2 separate regions of the Homo sapiens genome follow, and region 1 is linked to region 2. A link is a loop called in an ENCODE intact Hi-C map of the cell type or tissue named here. Cell type or tissue: right lobe of liver. All regions are shown on one strand. Links, peaks and the distances in the headings refer to the core of each region. The heading gives the core; the rest is flanking DNA. Region 1 overlaps LOC105370816 (a long non-coding RNA gene). Region 2 overlaps TMOD2 (tropomodulin 2).

Region 1 (10,968 bases), core at 1,605-9,604, 110 kb after region 2:
AATGTCCAGGGATATATCTAACAAAATGTGCAAGATCCTTATGCTGAAACTGTAACATCGCTGAAATTTTAAGAGACTTTAATAAATGGAGAGAAAGGGAATGTTCATATATTGGAAGGCTCAACATTGTTAAGATTTCCATTCTCCCCACATTGACCTATGGATTTCACACAGCCCTAATCAAAATCCCCGCAAGGTCTTTTGAAGAAATTGACAAGCTGATTCTTAAATTTGCATACGAAAATGCAAAGGAATTGAAGAGCCAAAACCATTTTGAAAAAGAATAGAGTTGGATTTCTTATACCACTTGAGTCTGAAAGTTACTGTGAGTTACATATGTAAAGTTATGTAATCAACTAGATGAATATCAATGGAGCAGAATAAAGAATCTAGCAATAGGCTCAAGGTGCCAAGTCCATTCAATAGAGAAGGAAAGTCATTTTTGTTTGTTTGTTTGTTTTTTCAAGACGGAGTCTCACTCCGTCACCCAGGCTGGAGTGCAATGGTGCAATCTCAGCTCACTGCATCCTCCACCTCCTGGGTTCAAGTGATTCTCCTGCCTCGGCCTCCCCAGTAGCCGGGACTACAGGCGCTCGCTGCTACGTCCGGCTAATTTTTTGTATTTTAGTAGAGACAGGGTTTCACTGTGTTGCCCAGGCTGGTTGCAAACTCCTGAGTTCAGGCAGTCCACCCCCATTGGCCTCCCAAAGTGCTGGAATTACAGGTGTGAGCCACCGCACCTGGCCAGGAAAGTCATTTTAACAAATGGCACTGAAGATTTAATTTTTTGATACTGAATATAAACAAATTTTGATAGTCACTCATTCCATATACAAAAAATAGTTCAAGATGGATAATAGGCCACATAGCAAAGGCTGAAATCATAAAGCTTTTAGAATTTCACTATTCCTGTAGTAGCTGCTAGCCACATGTGGGCTGTGGAGCACTTGAAATGTGATTAATCCAAATTGAGATGGGCTGAATTTCAAAGACTCGGTGTGAAAGAAAAACTATGCAAAAATCTGATTAATCATTTTTTGCATTGATTACATATTGAAATGATAATATGTTGGAAACACTTGGTTTAATTAAAGTCAATTTCAGTCTTTTTTTTTTTGCTTTTTTTAAATAATGGGGCTACTACCACATTTTAAATTATGTATGTTGAATCTATAGGCAATGACACTCCAACAGCAATGAGCATGTCTAATGCAGAAATCTTGGTTTCTAACACCATCCTTCAATAAAAGGAATCAAGGATCCTTGGAGAAGCAGGTGATTGTAAGACGGGCAGAAGATATACAAGACGACCCTGCAGCATCTTGTAGTGCCTGAAAGTAAGAAAGTGTTCAAAACAAATCTACATTGATGGAGGCATGAAAGCCAACTGAAAGAGCTCCCAATGGTCAAAACTGGAAAGATTCGAGGGAGAAATGACTGCCATAAGATAACCAGCAGTGTTTGCCACACCGGGTAATAACGTGGATTATGTTTCAGATGGAACTTCTTTCACCTGCCCTCCCCTGGCCACTTGCTATCTGAGCATTTATTGAGCACCCATTTTGTGTTAGTGCTGAGAATATGATGTTGAACAAAATATGGTCCTTGACCTCAGGAGTCATGGTGCTCTCATTAGGTGGTCTGGTGGAGAGAGGTGTTGCTAACGTAAGGAGGCAGGAAAAATTCAAGAAGTGAGGGAGTTAGGGGTAAGTATGTCCAAGGCAGTGAAAAAGGGATTATTTAGGTATTAATGAGGCTTTAGGGCCTTCAAAATCAGGAACCGAATCACCTTTCCTCAGCATGTATATATATGTATATATATACATATATATATACACACATATATATATATTCCCCAGCATGTATATATGTGTGTGTGTATATATATATACGTGTATATATATATATATATATACGTATATATATATATGATAGTCCTGAGGTGGTAATGATACTGATGGGCTGGGGTAGGTCCACAAACACTAGTGGGACCTTGACCTCAACCGGTATCCAGGCTCTTGACACCATCACAAGAAGAAATTCAGGGATGAGTCAGAAAATAGTGAAAAGATGAAGATTTATTGCAAAGCGAAAAGTACACACTCAAGAAAGGGGAGTGCAGGTGTACTCAAGAGAGTTGCACACAAGGTTTTCGGGTACTATCTTTATGGGTTTCTGTAACCAAGGGGTGACATATTCATGAAGATTCCTGGAAAAAGGTGAAGATTTCTCAAAACTGTGGTGCCACCCACTTTTGCACTAAATAATGGGTGTTCCTGGAAGTGTCATGGTGCTGGTGGGCATGTGATTACGTTAATGAGCATATAATGAGGTTCTAGGAGAAACCTACGTCAAATCCAGTGACATGTTGGGTTCAGTCAGTCTTAGCCATCTTGGTCCACACCCTGTTTCTCAGGGTCTTATCAGCCCATAGCCTCTGCAGCTATTTCAACAGTTGCCTTTTGCTAGTCATATGAAATTGTTGCCTGGAATTTTCTAATCTCCTACGGCCACCTTATATTATTCCTCTCTCAGTAGTATAACTCTGACTATAAAATTAAGATCTAATCATCTACAGCACTCATAGACATTATCTTTAAACTAATTCCACAGGCAAAAGGCTAATTACAGGGTTTTTGTAGCCTTTTGTTGGTATATAGAACTCTATATGCTGTATGTTTTTATGGAGGCTGCCTGGAATTTGCTGTATTGTTTCTGAGGCTGTCCTTTACACTTCAAAAATTTCTTATGAGCATTTATGTCAAGATTAAGGAAGCCAAGGTAATAGAAATAGGCCAACACTTGGTGAATTATTGGAAAGTTTATATAGGCAGCTACATACATAAGATTAGCCATCCTTGGAAGATTGAACTCATTTCATTTACTCTCTCCCCAATAATAATGAAGATTCTACAATGGAAACAGGAGTAAATATGTAATGTATTTTTTATTGATATTAAAATACATGAGATAATATTATTTGTATTTCCAGACTTGAGGCCATCCTCTGTATCTCCACCCCTGACCACTCCCTTGACCACATACATATCCAGTTACCTAGAGCACTGGATGACCGGCAAGCATCTCAAGTCTCAAATGCAACTACTCAAGCTCCTTCCTCCCTCACTCATGCTGCATCTCAAGAAGATGTAAGCCAATTATCCAGAGGCACTGAGGGTCCTATGCGACTGCACCATCATATCCCACAACCTGCTATTCACTGTTATTCTGCTTGTCCAGTCCATCTCCCTCCTCTCAATCTCCCCTCTGCCCTAGTTCAGGCTGCCATCATTTATTCGTTTATTTGTTCAGTAAGTATTTCTTGAGTACATATCATGTGCCATTCATATTCTGTGCCTCAAATAGAATAAGCAGTGAACAAAACACTCAGTGAACGTCACTGAACAAAACTGACACAAAACCTGCCTTCACAGAGTTTGCATTCAGGTGGAAAGGGAAATAAAACAGATAAGCAAAATACACATTGCTAGAAAGTTATGGGTGTATAGGAGAAAAAATAAAGCAGAGAAGAAGGACATGACATTTAGAGGTGGGGTTGAAAGGTCTCAATAAGGAGGTGACTTTTGTGTAGACTTGAGAAGGAAATGAGGGGGCTAGCGTTGTGGATATCTGGGGCAAAGCCTCCAGAGGAAAGAGTATGGTAAAAGTCCCTGGAGTGAGATTATGCCTGGCCTGTTCTAGGCATGGCAAAGGGGCCAGTGGGAATGGAGTAAAGTGAGCAAGGAGGAAAGGAGTAGAGAGGGATGGAGTGAAGTCAGAGAGCTAATAAAGACAAGATGCCGTAGGTCATTTTCTCAGTGAATGGGAAGCAAAGCCATCAACTGAGAATTGAAGTGATGTTCCTGTAAACAATTTAGTACCTTTGCCTTTTTTGTTTGTTTGTTTTGTTTTTCTTGGTACCTTTGCATTTTGAGGCACATTTTTATACCTATTTGTTGGAGATTCACCTAGGGATAGAAATGTGGGGTTGTATAGGATGTAAATGGAATCAAATAGATTTTTTAGGATTAAATTTTTTCTGATTTTAAAAGTAGGAAATACAAAAGTGTTTAAAGAAGTAAATATCACCTGTGACCACCTCTCCCAGAAATAAGTATATTTTATAAGTATACTTTAATATATTTTATTTAAGTATATTAATTTTTCAATGTGATTAATGCCAAAAGGAGAGTATAAGCCAATTTTATGTATAGCTTGATTACAATTATAAAAATGTGCTTAGAGAAAAAAGGATCAGAAAGGAGCATAACAATATGCTAACGGGTTATGTTAGTAAAAATATATGTGACTTCCTTTCTCTATTTCTAAAAATGTCTGCAATCTTATAATATTCTTAATGAGAAAAATTAATTTTACAAGCTTTTTAAAAATAGCTTTTTTTTTTTTTGTTTTTAAACAAAGATATTTGTTTTGGCAGTCCTCAAAGGAAACTTCTAGAATTACTATACAACTGTATTGACCTAGCGTTTGCCAGAATAATTCTTTTTTTCATTCATTGTGACATGGTACACCACTTTATAGGACTGGATTTGCATAGAAAATACTATTGAAATAACAGAAGGTACCTATTACTGCCTGTATATTCTGCCAACGTTTAGGAAATACTGCCACCAGGTGGATGGTAGGAATTTAGCTTTTGTCCCTTGATTTCATGTATCCTTCCTGTTGCCTTAATTCTGTACAGAAAGTAAGAACAGACAAAACTGACTCTCTGTGTGTGTGTATGTGTGTGTGTGTGTTTAAACACTGGGGGCTTTGGTTGAACCAGGAGGGTAAGCTCAGACAGTTGCTTATGTATGTGTGAACCAAGGAGGAAAGATGAAATCCCAACTAAGAGGACAGCTGAAGTGGAAATCTTGGACAGACTGGATTTCACATCCAGCACACTGAGTAATGCATGCTGATTCTAATTTTAGGGTCTATCCTAAAGAAATAATTATGGATACTTTAAGATTTAACACTGATGCTGCAAAGACTTAACATTGGTGTTTATTGCAGTGTTTATTTTTACTAAGTAAAACAAGAATCTAAATATCTTGCGATTGAGGATTAATTGAATAAATAATGATACGTCTCTGCAATTAACCACTCTTTGACCATTAAAATGAGGTTTAAAAGTATGTAATGACAATGAATGATGTTTATGATATACTTTTGAGTGAAAAATGGAGATAACAAAGTAGTATATGCCACACACAGCTAAAAAACTATAAGGGTATACATAAAAATATTAGCAATAACAATAGTAATTAACATATATTCAGTGCTTACTATGTGCCAGAGAAATTAAAATACCTATCTTGGACCTGCCTTGTCCTCCCTTCTCTAATTTAGTCCTTCTAGTGCTTCTCACTGCTTTTATATCAGTTTCTATTGGGCTCTAGACCCTTTGGAAAATCTTGTAGAGCATATGGGCCCCAGAGAGACATTTAAAAACACATAATATGAAATACAAAGCATTAAACAGGAAATCAATTACATTGGAATACAGTTATTAAAATATCAAAAAATCAAATTTGTGATATAGTTTTATATATACACATACATCTTTTTTTATTATTATACTTTAAGTTCTAGGGTAGATGTGCACAACGTGCAGGTTTGTTTACATGTGCCATGTTGGTTTGCTGCACCCATCAACTCATCATTTACATTAGGTATTTCTCCTAATGCTGTCCCTCCCCCAGCCCCCCATCCCCCAACAGGCCCCAGTGTGTGATGTTCCCCACCCTGTGTCCAAGTGTTCTTATTGTTCAGTTCCCACCTATGAGTGAGAACATGCAACGTTTGGTTTTCTGTCTTTGTGATAGTTTGCTGGGAATGATGGTTTCCAGCTTCATCCATGTCCCTGCAAAGGACATGAACTCGTCCTTTTTTATAGCTGCATAGTATTCCATGGTGTATATGTGCCACATTTTTCTTAATCCAGCCTATCATTGATGGACATTTGGGTTAGTTCCAAGTTTTTGCTATTGTGAATAGTGCCGCAATAAACATACGTGTGCATGTGTCTTTATAGTAGCATGATTTATAATCCTATAGGTATATACCTATACCTATAGGTATAGGTATTGGTATAGGTATTGGTATAGGTATAGGTACAGGTATACCTATACCAATCCCAGTAATGGGATTGCTGGGTCAAATGGTATTTGTAGTTCTAGATCCTTCAGGAATTGCCACACTGTCTTCCACAATGGTTGAACTAATTTATACTCCCACAAACAGTGTAAAAGTGTTCCTATTTCTCCACATCCTCTCCAGCATCTGTTGTTTCCTGACTTTTTAATGATCGCCATTCTAACTGGCATGAGATGGTATCTCATTGTGGTTTTGATTTGCATTTCTCTGATGACCAGTGATGATGAGCATTTTTCCATGTGTCTGTTGGCTGCATAAATGTCTTCTTTTGAGAAGTGTCTGTTCATACCCTTTGCCCACTTTTTGATGGGGTTGTTTGTTTTCTTCTTGTAAATTTGTTTAAGTTCTTTGTAGATTCTGGATATTAGCTCTTTGTCAGATGGTAGATTGCAAAAATTTTCTCCCATTCTGTAGGTTGCCTGTTCACTCTGAATACACATACATACTTCTTTATTAATTCATTTAATAACAAGCTATAGTACAAGGTCTAATAATTTCTGAATAGATCTATTCATAAATGATATTTTAAGATAATTACAATAATCATTATCTATAAAAAAGTGTGCAGAGGCTCACGCCTGTAATCCCAACACTTTGGGAGGCCGAAGCAGGCAGTTCCCTTAAGGTCAGGAGTTTGAGACCAGCCTGTCCAACATGGTAAAACCCCGTCTCTACTAAAAATACAAAAAAATTAGGCGGGCGTAGTGGCGGGCGCCTGTAATCCCAGCTATTCTGGAGGCTGAGGCATAAGAATCGCTTGAACCCAGGAGGCAGAGGTTGCAGTGAGCTGAGATCACGCCACTGCACTCCAGCCTGGGCGATAGAGCAAGACTCCATCTCAAAAAAAAAAAAAAAGTGATATTCATTGGTGACAAAGTCACAGGTACTGCTAAATACAATTGTGTTTTGTTGTCTATATTTATGACTGAAATGTTAAATTGCAGCTGATGCTTAGAGAAAATAGATGTATTTTTTTCCCCATCCAGCCATGTTCCAGCCAGCTGTCACACTATGTCATTCCTTTTTCAAACCCCTTAAATGGCTTTCTGTGTCACTTAAGTCAAAATCCTTACCCCAAGCAGATCTGGTCTGAAGTTCCCTTTCTGATTTCACTTCCTGCCATTTCCTACTAGTCTCACCCTCTCTCCCTGCCATCCAGCCACACTGGCTTCCTTCCAGTTCGTTGATCACAAGCCAACCACAGGCCTGACTCAGGGCCTTTACTCTTGCCATTATCTATTCCAGGGCGTTTTCCCCTTAGATAATGGTAGGGCTTGCTCCCTTATATCAGGGGTCAACAATCATTTTGCATAAAGAGCCAGATGGTAAATATTTTAGGCTTTGTGGGCCATATGGTCTCAAATCTGCTGTGATAATGCAAGAGCAGCCATGGAGAATAAGTAAATAAATGAGTGCGGATGTGTCCCAATAAAACTTTATTTTTGGATGCTGAAATTTGAATTGCATATAATTTTCCCATGTCAAAAAGTATTATTCTCTAAAAAATTTTTTTGTTAACTATTTTAAAAATATAAAAACCATTCTTAGCTCTCGAGCCACACAAAAACAGGTGTGCAGTCAAATTTGGCCCACTGTTCATAGTTTGCTGAACCCTGCCTTACATCGTTCAGGTCTTTGTTCAAATGTCATCTGTTTGGAGAGGTCTGCTTTGGCCACTTCCTCCCAAAAGCCCTTCCCTTCTCTTCTATTACTTTACCTGGCTTTATTTTTCTTCATTGAACTTCCTGGGCCCTAACATATTATATTTTTATTTGTTCATTTTCTGTATTCCTTCTAGAATATAAGTACCATGAGGCAGGGCCTTAGTCGTTTTCCTTGCTGCTATACCCCCATCAGCATGACAGTGCCCAGCACAAAGTAAATGCTCAAATACTTGTTGAATGAATGAATTAGTACTGGTCATCTCGCTGTGAATATACTTACCAGAATTATAAGTTTTCTTAAACTGTGGTGGCCAGAATTGAAAATTGTTTCCCAGTTACAGTCTGAATCAATGCAGAGTAGGATTTAAAAATGCTTATTTTAATGCAGTCATTTTTATAAACCTGTGTATTCAAATTGAAATTTTGGCAAACCAGATTACTCCAAAACTGTACTTGTGAGTGATGTTTTCTGAACCTATATCTAGTTCTCAATGTCTATATTGTTGGTTTGATTTTGTGCTTCAGTCTGCTTTAAATTCTTATAAATTTTGATTCTGTTAGCTTTCACATCAGCTATTCTGGCCATCTATAGATTTGACAATTATACTGTGTCTTCAGCCACACCTTTCAGACCAAGGCAGAGAGGAGGACTGACTCTTGTGACTCCTCCAGGTGGCCAGAACACCATTAATCCAGACATCTGGGATAAATCCTGCAGGTCACCCATTAGGCCAGGGTAATATCGAAGTCGTTCGTGCAAGAACTGGAAATGGAGGTACAGGGGGATTTCAGATAATTCAACTAAAACCCAAAAGCTGTGATATGCAAGCATATCCTTAAAAAGGGAAACGCCTAAGATTAATATTATCATGTCTAAATAAAATGGTGCTTTGTTGCAATGTCTATCACCCAAATTCATAAACTATATTCATACAATGGAGTACTGCTTAGCAGTAAAAAAAAAAACAAACAAACAAAATGCTGATACACGTAACAATGTAAATGAATTTCAAAAATATAGTGTAGAGTATAAGAAGCTAGACACAAAAGGATGCATAGTGTAAAATCCCCTGTATGTAAAGCTCAAGATCAGGTAAAACTAATCCCTGGTGGTAGAAACGAGAAAGCTATTGAGGTGGAGGTATTGGCCAGAAAGGGGGATGAGGAACTTTTCTGGAATGATTGATGGTTATACCAGTATATATATATTTATTTGTGAGAATTCTCCAAGCTGTTCACTAAAGATTTGTGTTTCTTTCTATATGTAAAATACATTTCAATATAGTATGACTTTTCAATAAAAAGTGGCTGGTTTTAGTCATTAGTTTCTTGTGGGCTTTGTAAGCATGAGGAAATTAAATTTCTGAGTTGGCCAGGCTGAAGTTAGAGTCTCATCAATGGTAAATTTGCCAAGGGATCTGCCGTTTTATAGAGGCCTGTGGGGGCCTTGGTCAGCATAATATTTTGGTGTGATAATCAGTAGGGATTTTGTCATATTTTTCACGGAAAGAAAATAAAAGATGTCTATGGCATTAGTTTTGCTGTTGAAAACTAGACTAAATAAATTTGACATGACTTGCTCTTGGTGAATCCTTGTTGGCTCCTGATAAATATATTTCTTTTTTAAATTGCCACAAATTGTGTTTTATTCTCCATTAAAGATTTTTCCAGGTTTACTAGTTTGTAGTTTTTGGTACCCACAACATTCTTTTTAGAAAATTAATACATTATTTGCCTGAATTAAACCTTCTGGCATTTCTTATTAAGAGGCAAGTTGGAGTCATAAAATGTATTTACTTTTTCATGGAATTGAAAGGAAACGTCCTAGGCAAGTTCATTAAGAATCCAAAGAAGATCTCTTCTTTTGAGGTAAGCAATCAAGAACAGTGATCAAGTAGTTTTGCTTCCCATTTAGATCTGGTTTGAATCTTAGCTCACAGATGTGTCACCTTAGGCAAGTTTCTTAACCTTTCCAAACCCCATTTTTTCTAATCTGTAAGAGGGATTGCTATGGCAATTACACAGGGAAATTTTTGTAAAGCACTTAACACAGCACCCGACACATAGTAGCTATCATCATCAACATTATCAGCAGTCTCATCCTCCTCATCTTCATTAACAGGAGCCAGCCCCTCTTGGATTGATTTTCCAGGGCAGTATTTTGTGAACCTCAGTAGAGTGCTCCATGGGCACTTGATTTTTTTCTGCCGACTGACTGACTGAGTTCAGAAGGATCAATTCACACATCAAATTCACAAGAAACTGCTTATTTATTCATTTGTAATGACAAAAGACAGCTGCATCAATATATTCTTTCCTTACACATATAATAGGGAAGCCAAATTATCTATGAAGGTGGTTTGATTAGTACAGGCTCATTGTTCCTTCCACTGGAAACACCCCTTTCCTCTTAGGCACCAAACTAGGTTACAGCTATAGACATGCCAATAGAATTGTGCTCACTGGAGATGACACACAGGCACCCATTTAGACCTTACTGCTGACTGTAAATGATCTTTGTGGGTAGATAATTAATCTTACCCATTACATGTTCATTTTTATCATTTCATTTTTGGAACCTCTATCTTGTGGGCTTTTGGGGGTACATCATTGTCTTTAATTGTTCATACTTCGTCTTTGACTAACTTCAACAATTTCTTCCTTAAAAACTAGCTCTGAAATACCATGCTTTATAGTTGGATAAGAAGGTAGTGAAAGGTGAGAAGTGGGGGGTTGAAGGATATAACTGTACTGTCTTTCTGTTCAAAATATCTTTCTGTGGCCGGGCATGGTGGCTCACGCCTCTAATCCCAGCACTTTGGGAGGCCAAGGCAGGTGGATCACCTGACATAAGGAGGTTGAGACCAGCCTGGCCAACGTGGTGAAACCCCCTCTCTACTAAAAATACAAAAATTAGCTGGTTTTGGTGGTGCATACCTGTAATGCCAACTATTCGGGAGGCTGAGGCAGGAGGATCACTTGAACTCAGGAGGCTGAGGTTGCAGTGAGCCAAGATCATGCCACTGCACGGTAACAGAGCAAGACTCCGTCTAAAAAAAAAAAAAAAAAAAGCCCAAAAAACAAAAACAAAAAAACCCAAAATGTCTTTGTGTATTTATATTATTTAAAAAATCATCAAAAA
Region 2 (10,968 bases), core at 895-8,894:
CAGCCTGGGTGACAGAGTGAGACTCTCTCAAAAAAAAAATTATATTTATCAAAATGCCCCCTCTCCCCAAGATCACAGCTTAGTGAGACTCTCACACAAACAGCAATAATGCCGTAAGTATTAGACATAATGTAAAAAGTAGGTTTGAAAACACATGGGGAAATAATCACTGAGTAAGTGGGGGAAGTTTGAGGGGAAACTGTGAAAAAGAGGCTGTGTTTGAACATTGAAGGAGGAGGTCATAAGGTGGACATGAATGGGCAAGTGTCATTCTAGGAAAAGGGAACAGCACAAAGGGGTACAGGATAAGACAGTAAATGATATGCTGGTAGAGCAGGCGGCATGGCTACAGAGGGGGATTCATGGAGGAAGGGAGAGGAAAGAACTAAAGACGAGGGTGGGACATCTGTGAAGGGCCTTCCTTCTGCGCCTTGCTAAGGGACCTGAACTTTATTCTGTTGGGAATGGCAAGCCACCACAGCTTCTTAAAGTAGGGGAGTGATCTGAGCACGCCAATCTTTTTTTATGAGTTCAAATCATAAGAATGAAGAATGAGTTGGCATGGAACGAGACTGGCTGCAGGTGGGCCTCTTAAGGGCTATTGGAATAGTGTTCCCTTTCCTTTGTGAATTCAACGGCTCACAATGTTCAGGTTTGTGGTTTCTGTGTCGATACCCCTTTCACATGCAATGCAACGCTCTTTTCCATTAGCTCAGCTTCTTATTTATTAATTTAGAGATAGGGTCTCCCTCTGTTGCCCAGGCTGGAATGCAGTGGTACCATCTCGGCTCACTGCAACCTCCAGCTCCTGGGCTCAAGTGATCCTCCCACCTCAACCTCTGGAGTAGCTGGGATTACAAGTGTGCAACACGAAGCCCGGGACTACAGGCATGTGCCACGATGCCTAGCTAATTTTTAATTTTTTTTTGTAGAGATGAGGTCTCCCAGCCCTCCTTTTTTTTTTTTAAATCTTTAATGACTATATTCTAGTAAATAAACAAACAAAAATTCTACTAAAGTCAGAGAAACCAATTGGATCCTATACACTTTGTTCTGGTGCCAGCTACCACTAACTTACTGCATCACACAGGACAAGGATGGCATCTTCCAGGCCCTTATCCATCAAATGAATTGGTTGAAGCACCCTACTTAATGGATTCTAAAATGCATACTTTGCCACATTTAACATTCTGAAATTGAGATGTGTCTTAGAATTCATGGTGTCCTACAATTACTGTTGTCCCAGCAGCAGTAAAAATGTACTTGTCATTGCTTGTATATACCTAAATATCAAAAGCACCAACTTCAAAACTAGCAGAGTGGATGTAAAGGTCTTGGAAGGAAATCCCAGGGACAACTGTGGAATACTCTTTTAAAATTTAGAAAGCAGACAATCGTGGGGAGGTGACAATGCAGGTATGTTTAGCAGCACTCCTGAAGAGAGGCCCAGATTAGGACAGTTCCACATAATTACAGAGTGAGTTTAAGTGCCCAGTTCAATGGCTTTTAGTTTTAGTTTTGTTTTTTTACAGATTTTTTAAATTACCACTCGATGGCACAGAGGAAATTATTATGTGGAAAAGAACCAGATATGGATAAGTAAAATAGTGATCTAAAATGTTGGACTCTGAGTGTGAAGAAGTTTTAAGAATATCAACTAATGAATGCATTTCACTTACATTTCCCCTTTTAATGTATGCACAGGAGAGATATATGATTTTAAAAATCCATGTATATTCATAGCACATTTATTTGTAATTGCCAAAAATTGAAAACAATGTGAATGATAGTAAATGAATAAAAAACAAATTGTGACCAGGTGCAGTGGCTCACGCCTGTAGTCCCAATGTTTTGGGAGGCTGAGGCAGGAGGATTTCTTGAGCCCAGGAATTTGAGACCAGCCTGGGCAACACAGTGAGACCCCGTTTCTACAATTTTTTTTTTTAAAAATTAGCTGGGCATGGTGGCACATGCCTGTAGTCCCAGTTATTCGGGAGGTTGGGGTGGGAGAATTGCTTCAGCCAGGAGGTCGAGGATGCAGTGAGCTATGATTGCACCACTGCACTCCAGCCTGGGCAACAGAATAAGACCCTGTCCCTAAATAAATAAATAAAAATAAACAAATTGTCGTATATCCACATAATGGAATACTTCTCAGCAATAAAAGGGAATGAACTATTGATGTACACAAAAACATGGATGAACCTCAAAATAATTATAATGAGAGAAAGAAGACCAAAAAGAATGTATACTGCAGGATTCCATTTATCTAAAATTTTAGAACACATAAACTAATTTATATGACAGAAAGAAATCACAGTTGCTTAGGCATGGGAGAGAGGTGGGAGGGGCTGATGAGAGGAATGACATAGGGGCATGGGGAACCTTTTGGGGATGTTGCATATGTTTACTACCTTGATTGTGGTGATGGTTTCACACATACATGCATATATCAAAACTTATCAAACTGTACACTTGAAATATGTGCACTTTATTGTATGTCATTTACACTTCAGTAAAAAAGATTTCAAAAAACCTATGTGGAAGTCGAAAACAGCTCTTTCAATAAAGTAAAAATTATTATTATTTTTTGAGACACGGTCTCAGTCTGTTGCCAGGCTTGAGTTCAGTTGTATGTCAGTACAACTCACTGCAGCCTTGACCTCTTGGGCTCAAGCGATTCTCCCACATCAGTCTCCTAAGTAGCTAGGACTACAGGTGTGCACCACCATGCCGGGCTATTTTTTTTTTATTTTTTGAAGATACAGGATCTCACTATGTTGTCCAGGCTGGTCTCCAACTCCAGTCTTCAAACAATCCTCCCAGCCTGGCCTACCACAGTGCTGGAATTACAGGTATGAGCCACTGTGCCCAGCCAAAAATTTGTATTTTTTTTTTTTTTTGAGGCAGAGTCTCACACTCACACCCAGGCTGGAGTGCAGTGGCGCAATCTCGGCTCACTGCAAGCTCCACCTCCCGGGTTCATGCCATTCTCCTGCCTCAGCCTCCTGAGTAGCTGGGACTACAGGTGCCCGCCACCACGCCCGGATAATTTTTTTTGTATTTTTAGTAGAGACAGGGTTTCACAGTGTTAGCCAGGATGGTCTCGATCTCCTGACCTCGTGATCTGCCTGTTTCGGCCTCCCAAAGTGCTGGGATTACAGGCATGAGCCACCGTGCCCGGCCAAAAATTTGTATTTTTAAGAAAACATGTTATATTTTGATTGCCAGCCTTTTTTTCTTAGTGATACATAAAATACTGGAGAGTTTTACAATCAATGGTATCTTAGAGTTTATAAGATTCTATTTGAATTTTTTTTTTTTTTTAAAGACAGGGTCTCATTCTGTTGCCCAGGCTGGCTTGATCATAGCTAACTGCAGCCTCCAATTCCTGGGCTCAAATGATCTTCCTGCTTCAGTCCCTCGAGTAGCTGGGTCTACAGGTGTGTATCACCATGCCCAGCTAATTAAATTTTTTTTTCTTTTTTGCAGAGATGAGGTCTTACTATATTGCCCAGGCTGGTCTTGAATTCCTGGGCTCAAGCAATCCTCCTGCCTCAGCCTCCCAAAGTGCTGGAATTACAGGCATGAGCCACAGTGCCCAGCCTCTATTTGGATTTCTATTGCTGGATTCTCTAACTAAACCTAAACTCCCAATTTTTCTCTAAACAGAGTTGCCGTCTAGATTAATCTACCAGTCAGACACTCCCAACACTCAGACCAGCTTCAGACTCTCCCACTTTTTTTTCTGAGTCCAGCCGGTCAGCACCTCCTGCAGGTCCTTATTGCACAACATTTTTCACACCACCCCTTCTTTTCACTCTTGTTTCAGCCTTTTGTTCCTTCATACCTGCACTACTCTGATTGCATCTTGAAAGATTTCTGTTTTTCCCTGTAAGCTACCCAGAACACTATAATTGGATCATTTTTCTCAACACTGCTAACAAGCCACTTCCCTGGTTAAGAACTTACAATGGCTCCCTCTTGTCCACAGAATGAAATCCAGACAATCTAGCTCCAAAGCTCCCATGATTTGGCTTTAACCTGCACTTCCTGTTTTCTCTCTCGTTACTTTCCTGGGGAGCCCACTTCGGCTAAAATGGCTTATTTGCTCTCTGTGGTAGGCAGAATCATGGCCACCTAAATACGTCCTCCTCCTATTCCTCACATCTATATGTTACTTTACATGGCAAAACAAATGAGTTGTGATTAGATTAAGGATTAAGGATTTTTTTTTCTTTTTTTGAGACAGAGTTTTGCTGTTGTTGCCCAGGCTGGAGTGCAATGGCACGACCTCGGCTCACTGCAACCTCTACCTCCCGGGTTCAAGCAATTCTCCTGCCTCAGCCTCCAGAGTAGCTGCGATTACAGGCATGCACCACCATACCCAGCTAATTTTTTGTATTTTTAGTAGAGATGGGGTTTCACCATGTTGCCCAGGCTGGTCTTGAGCACCTGATCTCAAGTGATCCACTCACTTCGGCCTCCCAAAGTGCTGAGATTATAGGCGTGAGCCACCACGCCCAGCCCAGATTAAGGATTTAAAAATAGAAAGACCATTTTGGATGATCTGGGTGTGCCAATGTAATCCAAAGGACTCTTAAAAGATGGAAGAGGAAGGCAGAAGAGTCAGTGTCATGCAATTTTTTTGCTTTGAAGATGGTGGAAGGGGCCATGAGCCAAGGGATGTGGGCAGCCTCTGGAGGCTGGGAAGGGCAAGGACATGGATTCTCCCCTAGGGCCTTCAGAAAGGAATACAGTCCTGTGACACCTTGATTTTAGCCCAGTGACATGTGTTTCAGACTTCTAACTTCCACAAAAGTAAGAATAAGTTTGTATTGTTTTAAGCCACTGGATTTATGCTAATTTGTTACAGCAGCAATAGGGAATGAACACACCCTCTTACCCAAATACTTCCATTTTCCAGGATGATTGTTCTGGCTGTCTTCTGTTTGCACCTCCACATCCACTCCCCTGCTGCTCTGTGCTCCAGGAAGATGATCTATTTAGACTGTATCAATGGGTTCCCTTTCTGTCTGGCTTCTGTTTGGCCCACAGGGGGCACTAGCAGGAAACTGGAGAGCAGGGGAGGGGGAGATTGGGTCCAGAAGGTCACATCTCCCAAGAGGCAGCCCTCTCCATACAGCTGCCTGCCCCTGGCTGGCCTCAGGCCTTGGGTGGTAAGGGTTCCTTGTGCAGCTGGTGCCAGAGTTCTGCCTTGTTGGATTCCCTAAATCCTCCCCCCATCTTTGTAAATAGCCTCTTTATTAAATTTTTCTCAAGTTACTCGAGTGTATCCCGTTTCTTGTTGGGATGCTGGCTGATACATTAATATTACTTGGAATGCTGTTCTCTATTCTCATGGCCTATCTATGCGCTCTGCTCTTGAGACCTGGCTCAGATCCCAGTTCTGCAGGACCACAGAATGTCAGAGCTGAAAGAGTCCTTAAAGATTGCTCAATCCAGCAACATAGATGGTTTTTCTTCTATTTCTCTGACCATTTCTTTTTGGTCTCTTTTAGCAATTCTTCTTCCTCCACCTTAAATACTGGCATTCTTCAAGGTCTCATCTTATAAATTCTTCTATTTCCATACTACATATTCTCTCTGGAGGAACTCATCTGCCTCCAAAATTTTAATTATAATATATATCCAGGAGATTCCAAAATCTGTATCTTCATCCTAGACTTTTTTCCTGAGGGTTAGGCCCCTATATTTCCATCTGCCTAATTCACATCTCTCCTTGGCTGCCTCAGACACCTCAAATATGTCAGAAGTGCTCTCATCATCTTTCCTCCTCCAGAATCTCCCATTTCAGGAAATTGGCCGAAAAACCAGGGAGCCATCCTTAACATCTTCTCTCTCTCGTCTCTTTTCCAGCCATCAATCACCAAATCCTGTCCTTACCTAAACGTGTTGAGAATCCACCCACTTCACTCATCTGCATTGTCCACATTCAACCCTATCCCTTCCTGATCCATTCGCCATACAAATGGCCAAAGTGAGCACAGAGTTAAACAACTCTTCTCTAGTTACTTAAAATCCTCCAGTGGCTTCTGCTGCCTTGAGGATAAGGTTCAAATTCAGTCTGTCTTCTGTCATCTTCGTCAGCCTCATCCTGTGCTGCACTCCCCATCTCCTCCTGGCTCCAGCCTCCTGGCCCAATTCCAATGCCTGGATCATGCCTTATGTTGTTCTCTCTGCTCAGAACACTCTCACCCCACTCCCCTCTGGCTGACTGCTATCCTACTCATCCCCTGGTCTCATGCAAGCTTCACTTCTTCAGGGAAGCCTTGTTTGGACCTGGAGACAAGGTCTGGGTCACTCCCCATCTCCATGCTACCCCTTTAATCACATCTGTTCTTGGCTTTATTACAACTACTTGCTTTATCTCTATTTTCCTTGCTAATCTCTGTGAGGGAGGGGGACTGTATGAGTTTTATTCACTGATAAAATCCTGACTCCCAGCACAGTTCTTGATCTGAAGTAGGTATCCAATAAATATTGTGTAACAAATGTCATGTGAAAGAAATGAGTTCAAATGAACCCGCAGGTCCAGAGCTCATTCCACTCTATCCACTGCTTCCTCTCCCTGTGATGGAGCTTTCTGAGATCATCTAAGCCCACAGAAGTTGCCCCTTCCTCTAAATTTGTATGCCTACATCACCAATTTGACATATCTTGCTATCTTTTCATGTATGTTGCATGTATGGTTCTCTCTCCAGCTACACTACAAACTCCCAGAAAATAAGTGCCATGTCATACTTCAGTAGGAAAATACATTAATTAATTAAAATAACATGTTCATACTATGTAACAGTAGCTGTTAAAACAAATTGCCTATGTTGTGTCAATGTACCAGGGGATCTCAAAGTCAGAGGAGAAAAAAAAAACTTGCATCCTCCTGGAGCACAACTTTGATCTGAAGATTTGGGGAAAAGCTAGTTATTATTATTATTATTATTATTATTAGAAATAGGGTCTCACTCTGTTCCCCAGGCTGGAGTGCAATGATGTGATCATAGCTCACTGCAGCCTTGTACTCCTGAGCTTAAGTGAACCTCTTGCCTCAGTATTCCCCCCACCTCCTTTGACCCCAGCTGAGACTACAGGTATGTCCCACTATACTCAGCTAGTTTTTAAATTTTTTGTAGAGACAGGGTCTCGCTACATTGCCCAGGCTGTATTTTTAAAAAGCAAATATAGAAATACTGTGGAGAAGAATGCAGTATTCTCATAGCTTTTAAAGTCAAATCAAAGCTTTTCCAGCTCATGGCTGGTCTGCTTTTGCCCCCACCAAGGCTGCCCAAGGGCTCCCATTTGTCTTCCGTCCTGTTAGCAATGCTGCCGTGGGAAGTTAGCAAGCACTGCTACAGCCTCCCCTCCAGTGGTGTGTCTGTCCCATGGCAAGCATTTAACATGCAATATGATGCTAATGTACATGCTGGAGTGAAGCAAATGCCTAACAAGGCTTCCAGGAGTCCTGGTGGGCAAGTACAGGAGCCAGTTAGGAAAACAGAAAATAGGATTAAAGACTTGAGCTGATGGAAGCATGACTTGGGCCCTTAAATAACTCTTCCTATTATCCAAATATACAAGCCTTGGGAAGGAAAATAAGGAGTATGGCTTTTTTTTTTTTTTTTTTTTTTTGAGACGGAGTCTGGCTGTGTCGCCCAGGCTGGAGTGCAGTGGTGCGATCTCCGTTCACTGCAAGCTCTGCCTCCCGGGTTCACGCCATTCTCCTGCCTCAGCCTCCCGAGAAGCTGGGACTACAGGTGCCCGCCACCACGCCCAGCTAATTTTTGTATTTTTAGTAGAGACGGGGTTTCACCATGTTGGCCAGGCTGGTCTCGAGCTCCTGATCACAGGTGATCCACCTGCCTTGGCATCCCAAAGTGCTGGGATTACAGGCGTGAGCCACCACGCTCAGCCCTCTTTATTCTTTTTAATATGTCTTCAATATTTCATAATTTTAAACAATTAGTGCACCGATTTGCACCAGAACCAAATCCACATTTTCTAAAACTAGTAAATTAGAACAGAATCTGCATATCAATGTATCCTCCAACAAAACATGAATTGATCTTAGATATTTAATTCATTTCTGGCTGCTGGGCAAATATAACACAGCAACCGCCTGTTTTGTAATGTAGCTATTTGAAGATGGGCCAATTAAGTTTGTTTTATTTTAAACAACTAAAAGACTTCTATATATTCTGGGAAATACTTGCAGAGGATGAAGGACAGAATGAGGCGGGATAAGGAGAAGTCTCAGTCTGAAATATGGTACGGCAATGGGAAGGAACAAGCTGAAAGAGGAAAGAGGAACAGATCTTACTAGAATGCAGAGCTCGTATTTCCCAATCTTACAACACAAACTTGCCAAAGATTAAATCATACTTGAAAAACAAGGTGCCCACTAGTGACTGCTCCTGTCCAAGGTTAGAAGAACACAGAAGACTAAAAGCACGGGCCTTGGAGTTAACCAACCCAAGGTCTGATGGTGCAGATATGTGTGCAGTGACAACCTCTCCAAACTTCTGGTCCTTCCTCAGTAAAACATGCAAAGAACAGTACTTATCTCAGAAGGCTGAGGTGACACTTAAGGTGACCATGTACATATTAGGCGCAGTGTCTAGCAAGCGCAAGCCCTCAGTCAAAGCTATTTCTCTTTCGTCCTTGGTTGTGGAATAATCTCGTGTTTTAGGTGTTCTTTCCCTCTGTTTTCCCCATCAAGATCTGCTGAATATAAAGAGGCAAAACCTGTAAGAGCTGCGGGTCAGCATTGCCAGGTGTAGAAAGCCACCATAGTGTAAGCTAGCCAAGCTATGAGATAGATTTCCACCTGGGTAGGAAGCAGTCAAAAAGCCAAAAAGTCTTGCTGTCTGCCCAGCCTGCCTCTTGGTTTCTAATTCTCATGGCGGGTCCTATTTCCCGCTGTTGTCTTGTCCCTGTGTTTGGCCTTCTTTTCTGTTTTTAGAGGAGTTCCTCTTGCTTGACCTCTATTTATCTCCTTGCCTTCCACTTGGAGATCTGCGCCTTTCTGGGTTTTAACTGCCTGTTGCTTTTAACCATGTCCTTCCTCTTGCCTTTGGGAACTTATGGGCTTCTTCTAACTTCCTGATTGGCACCGGGTTTCCTGCTTTTTGTCCTTTGATTCATGTGCCCTCCTTTCTTCTGCTTGCTTATGTGGTCTTTGACTCACTCATCTTGTCTCTTTCTTTGGCATTTTATACCAGCTAGGTTTTGATCCAGGTTTTGTAATGACTTATGGATGCTGTATGCACCCTGACTTGTGAGTGCTTACCTAGATGATGTGCAAAACATTTAGCAACTGGTATAGAAGGGACACTGCCCAGTCAGAATGGTTGTTTATCAACAATGAGGACAGTTGTCCCCATGCACACCGCTTGAATAGCAGCCCAGCTCACTGGACTCCACACTCCTCTAACCACTCTGATGAGGGACCTCCTGGTCCTTTCTTAGGGCTTGTGCCCCAGCTTGTCTCCTTTCTCCTCATGTCCAGGCTTGGCATGGCTGGCCTTGTGCCCTATTTTGTGAGCTCCTGCCACTCACAGTCCTGGAGTTGACTTTCTCATCCCCACCCTACCTAGCTCTCACCAGGGGAACCTAGGAATAGTGATGACACATGTGAAAGAGGTAATTAGTGGGGCAGCCTTGATGCCAAAACAGGATGGCAAATCATAAAAGCAGAAATAGCAAGAAATCACAGCTTTAAGGAAGGTTGTGCTGAAACATGGGACCAAGGCCAAGGAACTCAAAATGGCTTTGGGAGGAAAGGTGGCTATTTCAGTCCATGGAAGAGCCATAGCAGAAGAGCGCATCTCATTTTACACAACCACGAAGCCTTAAAGTTACGTAGAATTGACTTTTTGGTGTGCTGAAAATAAAAATGGTTCATAGTATACAACAAAGGACTAAGCAGGAGAATTTATAGGAAGAAAGTTAGGAAATTTAGGATGAAAAAGTAGACTGGGGTCAAACTGTTATGATCCATTAAAACCAGAAACTGAAATTTGAATTCTAATCTGTAAGTAATGTGAAGCACAAATACTTACAACTTACACATTTAATCATATGTCCTGACCTTTCACTCAAAAATGCATTAAAGGCAGTTTCTCAAAGGTGGTTCCATGTAACGATAGCCCCTCAAGATATTTTTCATTTTTTATTTTTGCACACAGTTTGGGAAACATTACATATCACATCCTATGGACATTCCCACCCCATTTACATCCCCATATACAATGATCATTAACCCATGAAAGGCTCTGAAAAGTCAAGAATAAACCAACTTGTCCAGCTTTGTTTAGTGTTTTCCACATCTGGCTAGGCAATTTCTTTTTCTTGTAACCCATTAACATTCTATGTATTTTGGGGAATACTGACTGAGAGATTCACAAGTACACACAGACATTCATGCAAGTAAATATGTATACTTTAAATTAGTATTTTCATGTATACATAAACACATATAATCCAGGTAAAGCAAAAATATCTTTGCAGCAAGGGATTCCGTGTAAGAGATTAAGTGTTGTAAGAGTTGATTCTGTTTTCGTGGTCTGGTAACAGGAAGTCTCTTCTGCACATGCCTTCTATGAACCTCTTTGAACCACTTAAAGTCTATAAGGAAAACATTTGGTTGTATATGATTTACACACAAGGGAATGAGAGGAAACCCCAAAACTTCTATCCTATCACAAAGCTAAATCATTTTTCCCCCAACACTACCCTAACCCAAAATAAAATGAACCACTGCCTATGTTCTCAAACTTCCTTACACACTGACACAGATCTCGGACACAGAGAGGAAAGGGACAGCACTTTCGGGATGGTTCTTGGGTAGGGCTAGAATTTCTTAGGTATGGAGAATTACTAATACTTTGAAGTTGAAGCTAGAGGATGGGGTACTTAAGCATAAATGATTGAGAGTAGCCAAGATAAACC

Evidence for each region. A loop is a pair of places that touch in the nucleus more often than their neighbours do. Peaks named below come from ENCODE experiments on the same cell type or tissue, not always from the same donor. Only the 100,000 strongest peaks of a DNase experiment are listed, where the experiment ranks them.
Region 1: a loop joins it to region 2, with 5 times the contacts of the local background. A loop is called at or near these places in 108 of 110 quality-filtered maps.

Annotation. Positions count from the first base shown.
Region 1 is chr15:51,643,777-51,654,744 of GRCh38, reverse strand. It overlaps LOC105370816 (a long non-coding RNA gene), which reads left to right. Exons shown (of 5, transcript XR_932236.3): 2 at 1,177-1,337. Among named protein-coding and RNA genes, the nearest start is that of DMXL2, 26 kb to the right of the region's middle. RefSeq lists a cis regulatory region at 2,059-2,639. In right lobe of liver, for the core only: a CTCF peak has its summit at 4,625 (motif pointing left); a DNase peak (open chromatin) is centred at 7,344.
Region 2 is chr15:51,754,084-51,765,051 of GRCh38, reverse strand. The region is part of intron 1 of TMOD2 (tropomodulin 2); the gene reads right to left. Among named protein-coding and RNA genes, the nearest start is that of TMOD2, 8.0 kb to the right of the region's middle. In right lobe of liver, for the core only: a CTCF peak has its summit at 5,036 (motif pointing right); a DNase peak (open chromatin) is centred at 5,398; H3K27ac peaks cover 286 bases.